2 separate regions of the Homo sapiens genome follow, and region 2 is linked to region 1. Evidence: read pairs that join two places in POLR2A ChIA-PET (ENCODE). Cell type or tissue: PC-9. All regions are shown on one strand. Links, peaks and the distances in the headings refer to the core of each region. The heading gives the core; the rest is flanking DNA.

Region 1 (8,639 bases), core at 268-8,267:
CAGTGGTACAATCTCGGCTCACTGCAACTTCCACCTTCTGGGTTCAAGTGATTCTCCTGCCTCAGCCTCCTGAGTGAGTAGGTAGGATTATAGGTGCATACCACCACACCTGGCTAATTTTTATATTTTTTTAGTAGAGATGGGGTTTCACTATGTTGGCCAGGCTGGTCTCAAGCTACTGACCTCAGGTGATCCGCCCACCTCAGCCTCCCAAAGTGCGGGGATTACAGGCATAAGCCACCACGCCCCGCCAAACTTTCTTCTTTCTACCCCCATACAAATCATAGCATGCCATACACACTCTTCCGCACCTTGATTTTTATCCCTTAATATGTATTAGACTGTCAGACTGTCCTCTATCAGCCTTGAAAGGGCTCTCGCTCTCTCCCTTCCAGTGTTCCTTTGGACAGATGCGCCAGCACCTATGTGCCCCATTGCTGCATTTTGCACTGTGTACCTGTCAGGGTTCTGTGCAAGGCGAATCCACCTCAGGTGGTTCAAGCCAAAAGGGATTTTAACATAAGGAATCAGGAATTCATAAAATCATTGGAAAAGATTCATGGGCTTGAGAAAAACAATCACTGGGAGAGATGGAAGGTCAAAGCTTTCTGGGGTAAGGCCACGCCTCCACCACAGTCCCCGATCCTCCCCACTCCCACACCCACAAATCAGGCACTGAGATGGCAGAATGGGAAATGGAGCCACTGCCAACCAGTGCTTCTGCTGGAACCCACTTTCATACCCATGCAGCTGCAGAAAGACAAGAGTCTGTCTTCCTTCCACTTTCCAATCCCACAAGAACGCATTGATTTGCAGAGAGAAAGTCACATCTAGAGAGAACCTGGGAAAGAGTTTCTAGCTTTCCCACTGCTGTGGTCTGAATGTAACCCCCATCATAACTCCATGCAATAGTGTTAAGAGGTGGGTTCTTTGGGAGGTGATTAGGTCAGGAGAGCTTCTCCCTCGTGAATGGGATTAAGACCTTTATAAAAGAGGCTTTGAAGGCTGGACGTGGTGGCTCACGCCTATAATCCCAGCACTTTGGGAGGCTAAGGCTGGCAGATCACCTGAGGTCAGGAGTTCAAGACCAGCCTGGTCAACATGGCGAGACCCGTCTCTATTAAAAATACAAAAAGTTAGCTGGGTGTGGTGGCCCAGGCCTGCAATCTCAGCTACTCGGAAGGCTGAGGCAGGAGAATCACTTGAACCTGAGAGGCAGAGGTTGCAGTGAGCTGAGATGGCGCCACTGCGCTCCAGCCTGGGTGACACAGGGCGAGGCTCTGTCGAAAGAAAGAAAGAGAGAGAGAGAGAGAGAAAGAAAGAAAGAAAGAAAGAAAGGCTTTGTAGAGTGTTCAATTCAGCTCATTTTTTGCCCTTCCATCCCTTCTGCCCTGTAAGGATGCAGTGTTCATTCTCTCCGGAGGGTGCAGCACCAAGTCACCATCTTGGAAGCAGAGAGCAGCCCTCACCAATACCAAACCTGCCAGCACCATGATCTTGGACTTCTCAGCCTCCAGAACTGTGAGAAATACATTTCTGTTCTTTGAAAATTACCCAGTCTAGGTATTTTGCTAAAGCAGCATGAATGGACCAAGACACCAACCATCTAAAAAAAAGATTAAAGGAGCTGATTCCACCAGCCAGCATCTTGCTGATCTTCCACACCATGGCATAAAAAGCAGCAAGAGCTTTCACCTAATGCTATACAACTGTGCCCCAAACACACACACACACACACACACACACACACACCCTCTCCCCAGAATGAAAAACCTGATGTTCTGATCAGTCACTCTCCAGCTGTGGGTGGTGCTCACTCCTCTTCTGGGCAGAAATCCCATGAGATTAATTAAAGTCACCCATCCCCAGGGCCCCCAGAGGCATAAGTATCATTTGCAATATAGATTTTTCCAATAGTGCCCTCTTGGAATTGTGCAGTGTGCAGCCTGGACAACATTATGTGGTGACCCTGGGTCCTATACTTTATGTAGAATAGTAAGGAAAAAAAAAGAGGGAAAAAAGGAAATTAGTTAACATAAACAAAAATGAACAGGATAAAGGGGAAAGGTGTATGGTGGTCCCTCACTCTGCCATAGTTTCTACTGATAACTTCCTCCTTCCACCATCTAGCCATAATCCCTCCCCCTTGGCCAGCACCTCATATGGTCGTGGTTCTACCTGGGGTAACCCCATCTGTATATAATACAGCCGTCCCGCTGCAGGCCAGGTCGTGAACCAAGCTTGCAATAGGAGATACCCGTGACACAGCCCCTGCCCTTGAGAGGAGTCTCAGGCAGTAACAAACACAGGCCACTGGCTGGGCATGGTGGCTCATGCCTGTAATCCCAGCACTTTGGGAGGCCAAGGCGGGCGGATCATTTGAGGTCAGGAGTTCGAGACCAGCCTGGCCAACATGGTGAACCCTCATCTCTACAAAAAATACAAAAATTAGCTAGGTGTGTTGGCGCGCGCCTGTAGTCCCAGCTACTTGGGAGGCTGAGGTGGAAGAATCACTTGAACCCGGGAGGTGGAGGTTGCAGTGAGCCGAGATGGCACCACTGCACTCCAACCTGGGTGACATAGCAAGACTCTGCCAAAAAAAAAAAAAAAAAAAAAAAAAGCTGGGGGAAGGGTGAGCGTAGAAAATAGTTGTAGTTAAGAGACGGGGTTGGCTGGTTCAGCTTCCAAAGTCTAGGATTTGGTATCTGATAGTAAGAGCAGTGGCCAATGCGGGGGTCTCCAGGCAGGGCCCTAAGCACCGCGCCAGGTTAATGCTCCTCGCAGCTCTTGGGCAGGACTGACTGTTGGAGGCTTGTCCAGCAGAGACAGGAATGAGGGGACCGAGGACCCAGGCATGATGGGGCGGGGGCGCGGGGACCTGCAGCCCAGCGGGCTCGGACGACCTCGGACCCCCGCCGCTCCACGGGCAGGAAGGGAGCCCGGAGCGGCGCGGGTGCGCATTGATCGTGGTGCGGATGCAGCCGCTGCGGCGCGGCCCCGGCTTCTCTGCGAGCCCGTGCCCGGGCCGGGCTGTCGGGAACTCGGCCCGGCTCCACTTGCTCGCGCTTACTGGAAACGTGCTCCCGAGCGGCGCAAGGCTCGGCGGCTGGAGCCCGGGGCGGCCCTTGGCCGAGGGCAGGGCCGAGCCAGGTGCTCGGGCGCCCCAGGCTGCCGCGCCCTGCTGGGCCACCCTGGGCGCGTGCCACCCCCGGGGACCCGTCCCGTCCTGAGGGCGCCCAGGGCCTCCCAGCGCCGCTCTCCCCAGGGTGAGCGGGAGGAGGGAGGGAGCTGGGGGCAGCCCGGGGAAGCCGTGGGGCGGGCTTTCAGCAGCTGCGAGGCGAACCCGCCTCCCTTCCCGGTATTCTCGCGGCCACCCGGTGGAAGGTGGCGCCACGCCAGGGCCAGGCGGAGGCGGGGAGCCAAGCCCGCAGCCACGCCCTGCCCAGGGCGCAGGTGGGCTCGGCTGGAGGAGGTGCTGGGGGTGGGTGTGTCTCCTGACACAGGAAGAGCTGCCTCCTGGCTGCCCCAGTCACAGAAATGTTTATTGAGCACCTACTAGGCAAGGTGCGACCACTGCAGTGGGGGTGGGGGCACTTTTCTCCCCGGGCGTGTATATTTATTTATTTATAAACCATAGGCACTTTATTACTGGGTTTATATATTATGTATCCATAGAAGTTGAGATTTAAAGAGGATGAATTAAAAAATAGAAACAGAGGGGTTGTTTTCCTTTCCGTATGCCAGTGAGTTGTCTTATACATGTCCCACTTTGGAGACCTGGGTTTAGTGGCTGTATCCTGCTGGGCGCCCCCCTCCCCAGAGCTGGAGACAAAACCCCCACCCGCCCCCTGGTTCACGTCATCCTGCCTCATGAGGCCCAGGGCTGAGCTGTTTTCGGGGCCCTGGTCTCGGCTTCACAGCCTGCAGTGGAGTGTAGCAGATGGCAGACTAGGGTAAGTGAGGATGCCTTGAGATCTGGGTTCAAATCTTGCGTCTGCTGCTCCCTGGCCCAGTGACCTCGCACCTCTCTGAGCCTCAGTTTCTTCTTCTGTAAAATAAAGGGAGTGGCATCTCCCTCTTGCCCGGAGGTGGGCCTGGGGGCTGCAGGCTGCCCTCCTGATCTGCTCTGCTGCCAGATGGGCACAGATAGGCGGGGGGATGACAGCCCTGAGTGAACCCAGAAGGCAAAGTGGTTAGGAACACACCCCAGAGGCCAGGCAGGGTCCTGCAGGGTCCTGCAGATTCAGAGAAAGAACCCATTTATCCTGGGGTTTGGCAGAGATTATGGTTCCGGTAAAGGGTGGTCATTAGTAAAGTCCATGTCATGCAGCCGAGGGCCTGTGGGAAAGGTAGGGTTCAAGGAGGAGTTAGTGGGAGAGGAGAGTGAGGAATCAGAGTTGGTCAGTCAGACAGTCAGTCAACAAACACAAACTGAGCATGGCCTCTGTGCCAGGCATGGTTTTAGGCTGTGGATAACCAAGGAGCTTGCTCAGCAGCCTGGGGTTCTTTGCAGCCCAGGGTGTCCCTGTCAGGAGTGGGCACTGTGTCTCTGAGGAGCAGTGGAGTCACCTGCAGGCCAAGGCTGGGAAACCCTCAGGAGTGTGGGGGAGGCCACCCCCTGAGGTGTGGTCCCCCCCTGGGTAGAGAGTGACTCAGGCCCCGCCCAGCCTCCCCACTGCCTGGGTTTGGTTTGTTTAAGAACAAATTAGTCACAGAGCAGGCAGCTTTCCCGAAAATAAAATGAGAATCCCCAGGAAACAGGGAAAATGGAAGGCGGGCGGTGAGTCAGCACGTGCTGCCCCCCGGGGCTCCAGTTTCCAAAAGGGCCTCCTGCCCTGCTCCTCCTCCTCCTCCTGGGTCTCTCTCTTTCTCTTTTACTTTTCCTCTGGTCCCCTGTTGACTTTTTCCCTCACCGAACTCACTGAATCTCAGTCCTCACACACGCGCACCCACTCACTTCCTGCCCCTTATCGTTTCCCTCCCTGCATCTGTCTGTCTGTCCAGCCTCGATCTGTGCACCCACTGGCTCCTTTGGTGTTTACAGAGCACCTACCAAGTCCAGGCACTGTGCACCACGGGAGGGAGTGGGGAGGCAGAGAAGGCCTAGGTCTCTCCTCCCAGAGCCCTTTCTTGTTGGAAAAGGAGACTTGTGCCGGGATGTGGCCAGCCACGGCCGCGCCTGGGTCCCCTTCCCCAGCCCCTGCTCCTGTGGTTGGTTCCCCCGGATGGACAGAGCTGGGCCCCCAACAGAGAACGATGCTTGAGGATCCCATTCCAAGCCAATGCCGTCTCTGCCTCCCTCCCGGCTCGGAGCACAAGGCCTGCACGCTGAGGGCGAGTGCGTGGTGGAGCAGGAGCTTCGGGGCGGTGTTTCTCACCCAGCCATGTCTCCCCTGCCCAGAACCGGGCATCAAGGGGAGTGAACTGCGGGCTGTTTTGAATTTGAGGGACAAGCTTGGTTGTCCCTTGTTCCCTGCCTCCCCATTCCAAGCCTCCTGTGGCAGAAGGAGGCCAGGCCATATCTTGAGGGAGGATTCTGGGCGTGCCTGCTTCACCCCAACAGCCCAAGGTCAGGGGAGGGGCTCCAGGCCGCAGGGGGTACAGCAAGGGGAAGCCACTCAGGCCCCTTCCCATCTGGACAAGTCCCTGAGTGCCAGGGCCCTTTGACTCTCTCCTGTCTCCCTCCTCCCCCATCTCCCAGCTAGAATCCAGGCTCTCCCACCACCCTCTGGGACCCCTGGGGCCGCTCACTTTCCAGACCCCTCTAATTCGGGCACTGGCCCCTCAGGAGCCGGGGAGGTGGCCCTGTGCCTGGGTCATGGGGCTGGGCTGGGGTCTCCTGCCTCTCGGGTCACTGTCCAATCTCTGTCTGCAGCTCTCGATGAATAATTTAGTTGTTCGAATTACAGGAAAGAGCTATTTAGCTTCCCTTCCCAAATCGTTAAGAGCTGATGATACAAGACGTCTTGGTTCCTTCTAAGGAAAGTCCCTTTCCCAGTGAAACTGAGCCTTGTGGGCGGGGATTTCTCCCCCTCCAACTCCCTCACCAATCATTAACCAATATCCGACAGTAATAGGGTTTTTTCTTTTTTCTTTTTTTTTTTTAAGCTCAGCTATATATATTCTAAAGTATATGTCAGTTCTTGGGAGCAGGGAAGTATAACTGATCTGAAGGGTGGGGTGGGGGTTCTGCTCTGGAAGGAGCCTTGGGTGAGCTAATGGTGACCCCAAGTCATAATTGCAGGTCCCTGGAGGGGATTTAAGATATAGGAAGTAGCACTTCGCAAGCCTGAGAGGAAGAAGCATGGGGTGTAAAACTGTTCAGGTGGTTCAAGAGTGCGTGTGCGTGTGTGCATGTGAGTGTGCATGTGTGTGTGAGAATGTGAATATGCACATGTATGCGTGTGCACGAGGGCGCACACGTGTATGCACAGATGCACACGCATACCTGTGTGATTGTGCATGTGTGCGCTGTGCATGTACATATGTGCGTATGTGTGCACGTGTGTGAGTGTGTACGTGTTTATAGGAGCATGACTGCCTGAGCGGCATGGCTGGAATGTGTGGACCGGGACCAGGTGGGGGTTTGCAGTGCAGGGACAGCACTTCTTGTTTTCAGAGCTGGGAGAGTTGGGGTGGGGAATCTGGGTAGGGCTGGCCTCCCAGTCAGGTGACTTGCAGGCAGGGAGGGGAGGGGCTTTAGGAAGTTCAGAGAGTGGGAGGGAGGAACAGGGAAGGGCAAGGGTGGGGACCTTGGCTGGAAGGTTCAATGCAAAGTGAGGCGACATCCAGGATTGAGCATTCTGGATCCTAGACCCAGGGATGGCTGGGAGGTGGGGCTCCCCTGGGTGAAGGAGCCAGGTGGGTGTGTGAGCCAAGAGTTAGCTGTGGCTGCCAGAGGAGGGGGCTGGAGACGAGGCTGCCAGCCTCAGCCTGGCTGAAGAGGACCTCCCAGCACCAGGCCAGGGGAAGGTGGACAGGTAGGGAGAGAAAAAGGAGGGAAGGAATGAGGACTGAGCTAGCAGGTCCCACACTTTGCAGGTGTGGTGAGGAGGAGAGAGGGAAGAAGGGGGACCCTCTGCAGTCCTGGCTGGCAGGAAGCTTGGCCTGTGCTCTGGCAAGCACACCCTGCCCTGCTGGACTCACTGGAGGAGTCTGTTCTCTGTGTGCCCGGCAGAGGGATAGACACGCATTTCCCACGACGTCACCCACCCCAGAACCACTTAGCCTGCAGCCTCCCCCAGATTCCCTGACTTCCCACCTGAGCAAGCCCAGCTGGCCTCCCGCATCCACTCAGGTGCCCTCCGTGTGTTGTCTTCCGGACAGGGGCACCCAACACAGGTGCAAGCAGTGCGTGCTAGGGCCGGAGAGGAGGACAGTGGAGGCTGCTCCCAGCCTCCTTTTTCTTCCGTACTCCCACCAGCACCTCCACCCCACCTCTGAAACTCCACCCCAATTCTGGGGAGTGTGGAGATGACTGAGGAAGGGGGGATATTTCCAGAGCCACTCCAACTGGTCCCAGATGCATCAGAGGGTGACCCTGGGAGGCCAGTCCTTAGGCAGCTGCCTAAGGACCCGACTCTGGAAGGGAACTCAGAGACAAATGAGGAGCAGACCAGCCCCAGCTCCGGGTTTGCAGATCTGGGCAGAGTGAGGAAAAGGCCGGGAAAGAAAAACCAACCCCCGGAATCTATCTCAGAGAAGCATCCGTCCAGGTAGAGAGGGACCCCAGCCCGACCGCCACCCTCACCCAGGGGAGAAGCCTAGCAGCTCCCTCTGGGTTGGGTGTGCATGTGTCATCCCACCAAAGTGTGCTGGGATTGGAATGGGCACGACCTTCCCCCAGAGAGATCGCCTGGGCAGCCCCGTAAGTGTCCAGGGGTCCCCTGAGAGCATTCTATGGTCCCAGCCTCCCACAGGAGCCCCAACAATGCTCTCTGGCTCCTCATCCTCCTTGGTGGCAGCTCCTCTCCCCACCAAAGGGCCATGTGGGTCCCAGCTGTGACCTCAGCACCCCTCAGCCAGATGTGGACCCGCCCCAGACTCCATCACTCTCTCTGCTCTCTTCACAGAAGAGAGGTGGAGGGAGGACCCCACGGGCCTCGCTGGTGGCAGGCGGTGGGGATGTAGCGGGGGAGTGTGTGGGGGGGGTTAGAGTTAGGACAGCAGCCCCTCCCCAAACCCCGATCCCTGAGCCCCAAGCCTGTCTTGGCTCCATGGGGCAAGGGAGGGGTAGTCAAGCCCCACAGAAGAGAGGCATCCCCCAGTTTCCATGGAGAAGGATCGGGGTGTCCTGATTTGGAGGCTTCCATGCTGTCTGCTGCTCCCTGTGGATACACAGTTGGGGCGCTCTCTGTTCCTCCCTAGTCCCTTCTCTCCTCCCTGCTTGCCTGGGAGGCTTGGGCAGGAGGGCACCTGGATGGTGGCCACTAGACAGAGCCCACCCCCCGCCGCTTGACCTCTGCCCTCTCCTGGGTGGGAATGGCAGGGCCCTCTTTGGTGTCAGGAGCTGGTGGCCTCTGTGGCCTCTGTCCCGCCCGCTCCCAACACCTGCCTTCCCTTCTCTGCTCCAGCTGCAGTCGGCTTCTGCCAATGCCCAGAACCTTGTAGTCTTTTGCCCGCTGGTTTTGCATGTGCTT
Region 2 (8,639 bases), core at 139-8,138, 560 kb after region 1:
AAGTAAGGGAAAATAATTTTACTTAGGAATAAAAATATAGGCTGGGCACAGTGGCTCACGCCTATAATCCCAGTACTTTGGGAGGCTGAGGCAGGAGGATTGCTTGAGCCTCGGAGTTCAAGACCAGCCTGGGCAACATGGTGAGACTTCTTTACCAAAAAATAAAAAAATTAGCTGGGTGTGGTGGCACACACCTGTAGTTGATCTCAGCACTTTGGGAGGCTGAGGCGAGAGGATCACTTGACCCCAGGAGATCGAGGTTGCAGTGAGTCATGATCGCACTCCAGCCTGGGAAACAGAGCAAGACTTTGTCTCAAAAAAAAAAAAAACAAACCAAAAAACTATAAACAAAGAGATGCAACAATAAACAAAATGTGCTACATTCATACAATGAAATATTATTCATCCTTAAAAAGTAAGGACATTTTGGGCCGGGTGTGGTGGCTCACGCCTGTAATCCCAACACTTTGGGAGGCTGAGGTGGGCGGATCACCTGAGGTCAGAAGTTGGAGACCAGCCTGGTCAACGTGGTGAAACCCTGTCTGTACTAAAAATACAAAAAAAAATTAGCCAGGTGTGGTGGCGTGTGCCTATAATCCCAGCTACTTGAGAGGCTGAGGCAGGAGAATCGCTTGAACCTGGGAAGCGGAGGTTGCAGTGAGCCGAGATAGTGCCATTGCACCCCAGCCTGGGAAATAGAGCGAGACTCTGTCTCAAAAACAAAAAAAAGAGTAAGGAAATTCTGATGTATGCTGTAACGTGAACGAACCTTGAAAACATGATGCTACTGAAATAAGCCAGACAGAGAGGACAAACACTGCAGGGTTCCACCCATGTGAGGCCCCTGGAGTAGTCAAATCCACAGAGACAGAAAGTAAAATGGAGGTGGGCCAAGGCTGAGGAAGAGAGAAGGGGGAGTTAGTGTTTAACGGGGACGGAGTTTTGGTTTGGGAAGATGTGGAGACAGATGGTGGTGATGGTTGCACAATAGCGAATGTATCTAATGCCACTGAAGTGTACACTTGAAAATGGTTGGCCGGGCGCGGTGGCTCGCGCCTGTAATCCTGCCACTTTGGGAGGCCGAGGTGGGTGGATCACCTGAGGTCAGGAGTTCGAGACCAGCCTGACCAACACGGTAGAACCCCATCTCTACTAAAAATACAAAAATTAGCTGGGCGTGGTGGCGTGTGCCTGTAATCCCAACTACTCGGGAGGCTGAGGCAGGAGAATCGCTTGAACCCAGGAGGTGGAGGTTGCAGTAAGCCAAGATCGCACCACTGCACTCCAGCCTGGGCGACAGAGCGACACTCTGTCTCAAAAAAAAAGAAAGAAAGAAAGAAAGAAAGAAAGAAAATGGTTAATTAACATGGCTACATTTTGTTACGTATTATTTTACCACAATAAAAAAAGGAGACAGATGAATGAATAAGTCAAGCAGGTCTCGTGCATAGTATCCACAGATGTTACGCGAGCTTTTGGCCCTCCCGACGGCAGAAAGGGTTTCTCTGCCCTGCATGTCTCCAGCATCCCGCACTCGCCTCCCTTTTAGGAACAAAAGGCAAAAATGCTCCCTTTTTTTTGTCCACCAATCTCAAATTTCCCAGGAAATTGGCAGGTAGTGAACATTCACTAGCATTCTCTGACGGGAAGTGGCCGAGAGGGCTCCGTACCCTGCCTCACTGTTCCTCAGCTACTCCGCCTCCCCACCCCCCGAGCCTGGGAAACGAGCCCTGGACCGCGTCTAGGAACAGCCCCACTTCTGTGCCAGCCTCCGGCTGATGGCCCCACTCATACACACCTGCAATGAGATATTCCTTCTTTCCTCCAACGTCCAGCGAGACCCCACACACTGCCGAGGAGGGGGCCGTGTAGATAAACTCTATATCCTTCTCAGGCCCTTTGAACATCTGGAAAGACAAGGAGGAGGACATGTAAGCAGAGGGAGGCCACACAGTTGGTGAATTCCGTTCCCATCCAGAACACCCTGGGCGGCACAACCTGTAGCTGGGGTACAGCCAGCACCCAAGAGGACCAGGAAGTGCAAATACATGGGTTAGGAAAAGACCGTTCCAGCTGGGCTCAGGGCTCATGGCTGTAGTCCCAGCACTTTGGGAGGCTGAGGTGGGCAGGTCGCTTGAGGTCAGGAGTTTGAGACCAGCCTGGCCAACGTAGCAAAACCCTGTTTCTACTAAAAATACAAAAATTAGCTGAGCATGGTGGCAAGCGCCTGTAATCCCAGCTATGTGGGAGGCTGAGGCAGGAGAATCGCTTGAACCTGCGAGGTGGAGGTTGCAGTGAGCTGAGATGGCGCCACTGTACTCCTACCTGTATGACAGAGTAAGACTCCGTCAAAAAAAAAAAAAAAAAAAAAGAAAAGAAAAAGACTTCTTATAGCAAAGTGATTCTTTGGAGTCACTCAACTTTTAGTGTGGCAGATCACAGCAGGTGAGCACAAGACTCATCTGTGCCGGGCGAAGTGGCTCACACCAGTAATCCCAGCACTTTGGGAGGCCGAGGCAGGCAGATCACGAGGTCAGAAGATCGACACCATCCTGGCTAACATGGTGAAACCCTGTCTCTACTAAAAATACAGAAATTTAGCTGGGCGTGGTGGCGGGCGCCTGTAGTCCCAGCTACTCGGGAGGCTGAGGCAGGAGAATGGCGTGAACCCAGGAGGCGGAGCTTGCAGTGAGCCATGATCGTGCCACTGCGCTCCAGCCTGGGAGACAGCAAGACTCCATCTCAAAAAAAAAAAAAAAGACTGTCATCTGGAGCATGACATCCTCAGACAACACCTCTGTTCCCTCACCCCCCACCCCAAAGAGGTCATTTCTGAATCTATGGGGAGGGGCTTTTGTACCTCCACGTGACTCTGGACCACCATGAAGGACCATGACTTTTGCATATTTCCAGGAATTTTTTATTTTTTTGAGATAGGGTCTCACTCTGTTGCTCAGGCTGGGGCTGCAACCTCAACTTCCCAGGCTCAAGTGATCCTCCCACCTCAGCCTCCCGAGTAGCTGGGACTATAGGCGCATGCCACCATGCTTGGCTTTTTTTTTTTTTTAATTAGCAGAGACGAGGTCTCGCTCTATTACCCAGGCTGGTCTCAAACTCCTGAGCTCAAGCAATCCTCCTGCCTCGGCCTCCCAAAGTTCTGGGATTACAGGCATAAGTCACTCCACCCAACCTATATTTCCAGGAATTTTGGTCAAATATTGTCTACTTGATGGCAATGAGAGCAGAGAGGCACCTCAGGAATTAGGACATAACTCCATGGGCCAGAAGAGTTTGCTTTCTCAACATGTGATTTACTCACAGCCTTTCAGGAACGCACCTGCTGCCCAGGTGAAGAATGGCATTTTCTCAGCACTCAGGGAGGCTGTTTTTTTCCCCCCGAAGAGTTTCAATAAGCAAACCCAAATGGAATGGAAGCATGCCTGATGTCATGACAAATGGCTTGAGAGTGACACTCCAGCTTGTACCAGGAAAGGTTATGTTGATGCTGTACTAAATGACATCATTTGCCAAAAGGCTAAAAGCATTTCCTGGGCACTGGCACTGGCCTTTTCACGACCCCTTTATGAGGTCGTAAGAGCAGATCCTCTTTCCTGCTTCGTAAAGAAAGAGACTCAGGCACTGAGAGACTAGGTCATCCCCTTAAACTGACATACATGTGATGATGAAGCATTCCACTGACCTTCTGATAACATTGATTTTCAGCTACTTTTTTTTTTTTCTTTTTTTGAGATGGAGTTTCGCTCTTGTCGCACAGGCTGGAATGCAGTGGTGCAATCTCAGCTCACGGCAACCTCTGCCTCCCAGGTTTAAGTGTTCTCCTGCCTCAGCCTCCCAAGTAGCTGGGATCACAGGCACTCGCCACCACGCCCAGCTAATTTTTGTATTTTTAGTAGATACATGGGGTTTCTCCATGTTGGCCAGGCTGGTCTTGAACTCCTGACTTCAGGTGATCCACTCACCTGGGACTATACTCATGAGACACTGTGCCTGGTTTACTTTTTATTTTTAATGACAAAATTAAATATCGATGACTACAACTACCACCATATCACACGGCTGTCCCTCCACCTGCGACATGAATTTTCGTCTCTCTTACAGACCATGTTAGTTACTGTCAATGACAATAGCATCACCTCTCCTGCCCCAGGCCAGGCCCTGCCCTCCCTGCCCTCCCTGCCACATATTTTTTTTTTTTTTTTTTAATACAAGCTCTCACTCTGTCACCCAGGCTGGAATACAGTGGTGAGATGTCTCACTGCAACCTCTGCCTCCTGGGCTTAAGCGATTCTCCCACCTCAGCCTCCCGAATAGCTGGGACCACAGGTGGGCGCTACCATGCCTGGCTGGTTTTTTGTAGAGATGGATTTTCACCATGTTGCCCAGACTGGTCTTGAACTCCTGAGCTCAAGTGATCCGCCCACCTCGGCCTCCCGAAGTGCTGGGATTACAGGTGTGAGCCGCAACGCCCGGACAGGTTTCTGAAGGAATTGAATTTGTGGGGAGCATGTCATCTCCACACAACTTTTCAGGCATTCGAGGATTAAGGGAAATCGGATCTATTTGCAGCTTGATGACCTCATCCTCTGCTCTAGTCCACAGGTGGCCAGATCGTGTTCCAGGGACCCAGGCTCTCTGCCAACCCCAACACCCCACAGCTGTGCCCACAGTGCAGCCCGGGATGCCGGCAGCCACTATTACCTTTATCTGCTTGATCTCATACTGGATCCTCTTGATAGGGTTGCCATAAATGTCGTTTCCAGAGTCCACTTCCTTCTCACTGACCGCTTTGGCCCTGATCACTGCAAAACACAAGACACAGAGGTGAGGAGAGTTCCTGAAACACGCTCCTGGGGCTAAGGAGAGGGATAAGACGTCCAGGCCTGCGGGAGGTGCTGGGGGGTTACAGACAGCAGCAAGGTGCGAGACGGGCAAGGGGCATGGTGATCCCAGCCCCCGGCATGGCGTCTCCTCCTCCAGGCTGAGAGATGATGCCCAGCCTCCTCCTCCTCCTTCCACGATTCTTCAACAAGAATCCCTTCTTTGTTGACAGGGGCCCAAGCCAGAAGCCCAGAGTCCCTTGTGACCAAGGCAGTTTCTGTAACAGTGGGAGGCAGTCATTGATTTGACTGAAGCTCATCTGTTGATATCATGCTTGAGTGCTTTTGGCTTTTTTTTTCCTTCTCTCCAGTGGGTACTCACTGGTGGCTGGGGCAAGCAGGTACCCCATGGAACTGACCCACAATCCCACACATTCCGCGAAGGATGGGACATTTCCCCACCCTCCAGCCACGGCCTATTGGAAACAAGCTTTTCTGGGCTGAGGGCAGAGGGGGAGTTATCCACCTTAAAGGGGCCTTAAACGTACCCGGCATATTTAGCTTTGGGGGTCTTACATCTGGAAAGGTCTATCCAGCTCTTCTCATCTTTCCTGACCTGGAAAATGTTCTATGAGTAATTTTTGTTGTTGTTGTTATTGAGATGGAGTCTCGCGCTGTTGCCCAGGCTGGAGTGCAGTGGCACCGTTTTGGCTCACTGCAACCTCTATCTCCCAGGTTCAAGTGATTCTCCTGCCTCAGCCTCTCAAGTAGCTGGGATTACAGGCGTCTGTCACCACGCCCGGTTAATTTTTTTTTTTTTTCAGACGGAGTCTCACTCTGTCGTCCAGGCTAGAGTGCAGTGGCATGATCTTGGCTCACTGCAACTTCTGCCTCCTGGGTTCAAGAAATTCTCCTGCCTCAGCTTCTCAAGTAGCTCTGATTATAGGCAGCTGCCACCACACCCAGCTAATTTTTGTATTTTTAGTAGAGAAAGCGTTTCGCCATGTTGGCCAGGCTGGTCTTGAGCTCCTGACCTCAGGTGATCCACCTGCCTCAGCCTCCCAAAGTGCTGGGATTATAGGCATGAGCTACAGTGCCCAACCTTAATTTTTGTATTTTTAGTAGAGACAGGGTTTCATCATGTTGGCCAGGCTGTTCTCGAACTCCTGACTTCAAATGATCCACCTGCTTCGGCCTCCCAAAGTGCTGAGATTACAGGCGTGAGCCACTGCGCCCAGCCTGGGTGATTCTTTACAGTAACACAGAGTCTATCAGGGGCACAACAGGGGCAGGGGCAGGAAGTTTCACCCAAAGGAGACATCGGCAGGCACAGCTGGCAGACCCAAGGGACAGATGCTGAGGAAGGACAAACAGAAGGAAAGAGGATCCCAACTAAGCCCCAACCAAACAGAAAGGAGTTGGGGAAGAGGCTGGGCTGGGGCAATTCCAGAATATTCTGGAGCCTGAGGTTGCTGACAGGCCATGCAACACAGGGCTTTCTCCTAGCAATTAAGCCAGGATTCTGTTCCACTCCTGGTAACCTGAGGACAAGCAGATCAGTAGTTCATGCTGTCACTTGGGCAGGGTTGGGTAGAGCCCTCCCTTTCTTAATTTCAAGGCCATTAGTTGGTGACATGGTCTGTTTTAATGGCTTTAAAAGCTTTGCCCTCCCAAACTCAGCTCTTCAGGGTCACTCTGGGTAAGTGTTATGTTACGGTGGATATGAGCAAAACAGAGAGGTAAGGAGCAGACCACGCCAGGCTCCAGGCAGCCTCCTAGCCCCAGCCCCAGCCCCACCCCACGTGGTCGGCTCAAATCTCTTAGAACCCCTTAGGCAGGGCTGTCTCTTCCCACAGGGGCAAGGAGGCTCAGGCGTGTGGGTGCTCCATCTGTGTCCATCCCCCTGGGCCCCACCAATGCTCTCTGGATCCCAGGCTGGCATCAGAGTCCCACACCACAGCCCCACTGCCTCGCCTGGGCACAAACCCCTTTCTTCTTTCTTCTTCTGTTGGAGCTGAGTCATGACTGGCCAAGGCCACAGGTTCCTGTTTCCCAGGCTAATCCATGCCTCATCCTGAAAAGCCACATCTAGGAAATGTCTCCCGGCAGGCCACTCCAGAACAGACGGCTTTGCCCTGACGGCCCCCTATTTCCAGTGCCCTCCTAACCATCCTCTCATCCACCGCAACCAGCTGTCTTTTTTTATTCACGTTCGTTTCTGCTCAAACATCATCCTTGGCTGCCCCCTGCCCTCCCCTAAAATATGAGCGCCTTTGCAACCTGAAGTCAGCCAGGGGCCTCAGCTGCTGTGCCCAACACCCCCCACCCATGCTCCCACTATTCTACCACTTCATAATACTTGTCTGCCCTGAACACGCCCAGGTGCATCCACACCTCTGAACAGACAAGTTTCTTTCTTTCTTTTTTTTTTAGACAGAGTCTTGCTCTGTCATCCCCACCCCTGCTAGGCTGGAGTGCAGTGGCGCAATCTCAGCCATCTCCCAGGTTCAAATGACTCTCCTGCCTTAGCTTCCCAGGTAGCTGGGATTACAGGTGGGCACCACCATGCCTGGCTAATTACCATATATATTTTTTTGAGACGGAGTTTCACTTTTGTCACCCAGGCTGGAGTGCAATGGCTTGATCTCAGCTCACTGCAACCTCCACCTCCCAGGTTCAAGCAATTCTCCTGCCTCAGCCTCCTGAGTAGCTGGGGTTACAGGTAACTGCCACCTTGCCAGGCTAATTTTTTTTTTTTTTGGTATTTTTAGTAGAGACAGGGTTTTAGCATGTTGGCCAGGCTGGTCTCGAACTCCTGACCTCAAGTGATCCGCCCACTTTGGCCTCCCAAAGTGCTGGGATTACAGGTGTGAGCCACCACACCCAGCCTGAACAGGCAAGTTTCTTCCGCCCCAAATGCCATCTCCCCTCTCTGCCTGGAGAACTTTTCTTCATTCTTCAAGACCCAGCTAAAATAGCCCTTTTCTGTCTTCCTCTGGGAAATCCTGTCCTTCTGCAGCACTTGGTATATTCCCCATCTCTTTTCCATCCTGCTGTCAGTTCCTGCACACCTGTCTGCTCAGGGCCCTGGGAGGTCCTAACAGGTTGAGGCTAGATTCTGACTGCAGAACAGTTGGTGCTCACTAACTCTTTGCCAGATGGAGCTGAGATGACGCTGACAACTTTGGGCTGGTGGCCCAGGTGCAGTTTGTCCTTGGCTCTCTTGCTCCCTGCCTAATCTATATACCTTACGACAATGCTGCACCAAAAATGTTTATGCAAATTAGTCAATGTGCCAGATTAACTTGGTCAAAGTTTGCTCTTCATGTAGCAGAGTCACCAGCTCACAAGCAAACCAGGGCCAGGCACGGTGGCTCACTCCTATAATCCCAGCACTTCGGGAGGCCGAGGCGGGCGGATCACTTGAGGTCAGGAGTTTGAGACCAGCCTAGCCAACATGGTGAAACCCCATCTCTACAAAAAATACAAAAATCCCAGCCACTTGGGAGGCTGAGGCAGGAGAATCGCTTGAACCCAGGAGGTGAAAGTTGCAGTGAGCTGAGATCATGCCACTGCACTCCAGCCTGGGCAACAGAGTGAGACTCCGTCTTTTAAAAAAAGAAAAGAAAGAAAAGGAAAAAAAGCAAGCCAGCAGAATCCAAAGGAATCAACAGTTCCAGTAGGAGCAGCAAGCCGGCCTTTATTACAGTCTGCTGAATTCTGTATGTTATTTTGGAAATTTCTGGAGCTGCTTTTCTTTTCTTTCTTTCTTTTTTTTTTTTTTGAGATGGAGTCTAGCTC

The links. ChIA-PET counts read pairs that join two places held together with the same protein. Peaks named below come from ENCODE experiments on the same cell type or tissue, not always from the same donor. Only the 100,000 strongest peaks of a DNase experiment are listed, where the experiment ranks them.
Region 2: POLR2A ChIA-PET joins it to region 1 with 5 read pairs; 1 of 35 experiments calls an interaction of 5 or more read pairs at or near these places.

What each region holds. Positions count from the first base shown.
Region 1 is chr17:78,311,009-78,319,647 of GRCh38, forward strand. LOC105371912 (a long non-coding RNA gene) reads left to right here and starts at 4,708. Exons shown (of 2, transcript NR_188632.1): 1 at 4,708-4,780. RefSeq lists silencers at 2,990-3,459, 4,667-4,716 and enhancers at 4,125-4,883, 4,397-4,596, 4,560-4,854, 6,019-6,088, 6,520-6,814. In PC-9, for the core only: CTCF peaks have their summits at 4,415 and 4,614; DNase peaks (open chromatin) are centred at 3,423 and 4,673; H3K4me3 peaks cover 2,657 bases; H3K27ac peaks cover 3,960 bases.
Region 2 is chr17:78,869,100-78,877,738 of GRCh38, forward strand. TIMP2 (TIMP metallopeptidase inhibitor 2) reads right to left here. Exons shown (of 5, transcript NM_003255.5): 2 at 4,720-4,820; 3 at 1,799-1,907. Among named protein-coding and RNA genes, the nearest start is that of CEP295NL, 30 kb to the right of the region's middle. RefSeq lists an enhancer at 4,584-5,084. In PC-9, for the core only: no CTCF peak of the experiment used is centred there; a DNase peak (open chromatin) is centred at 4,652; H3K27ac peaks cover 1,786 bases.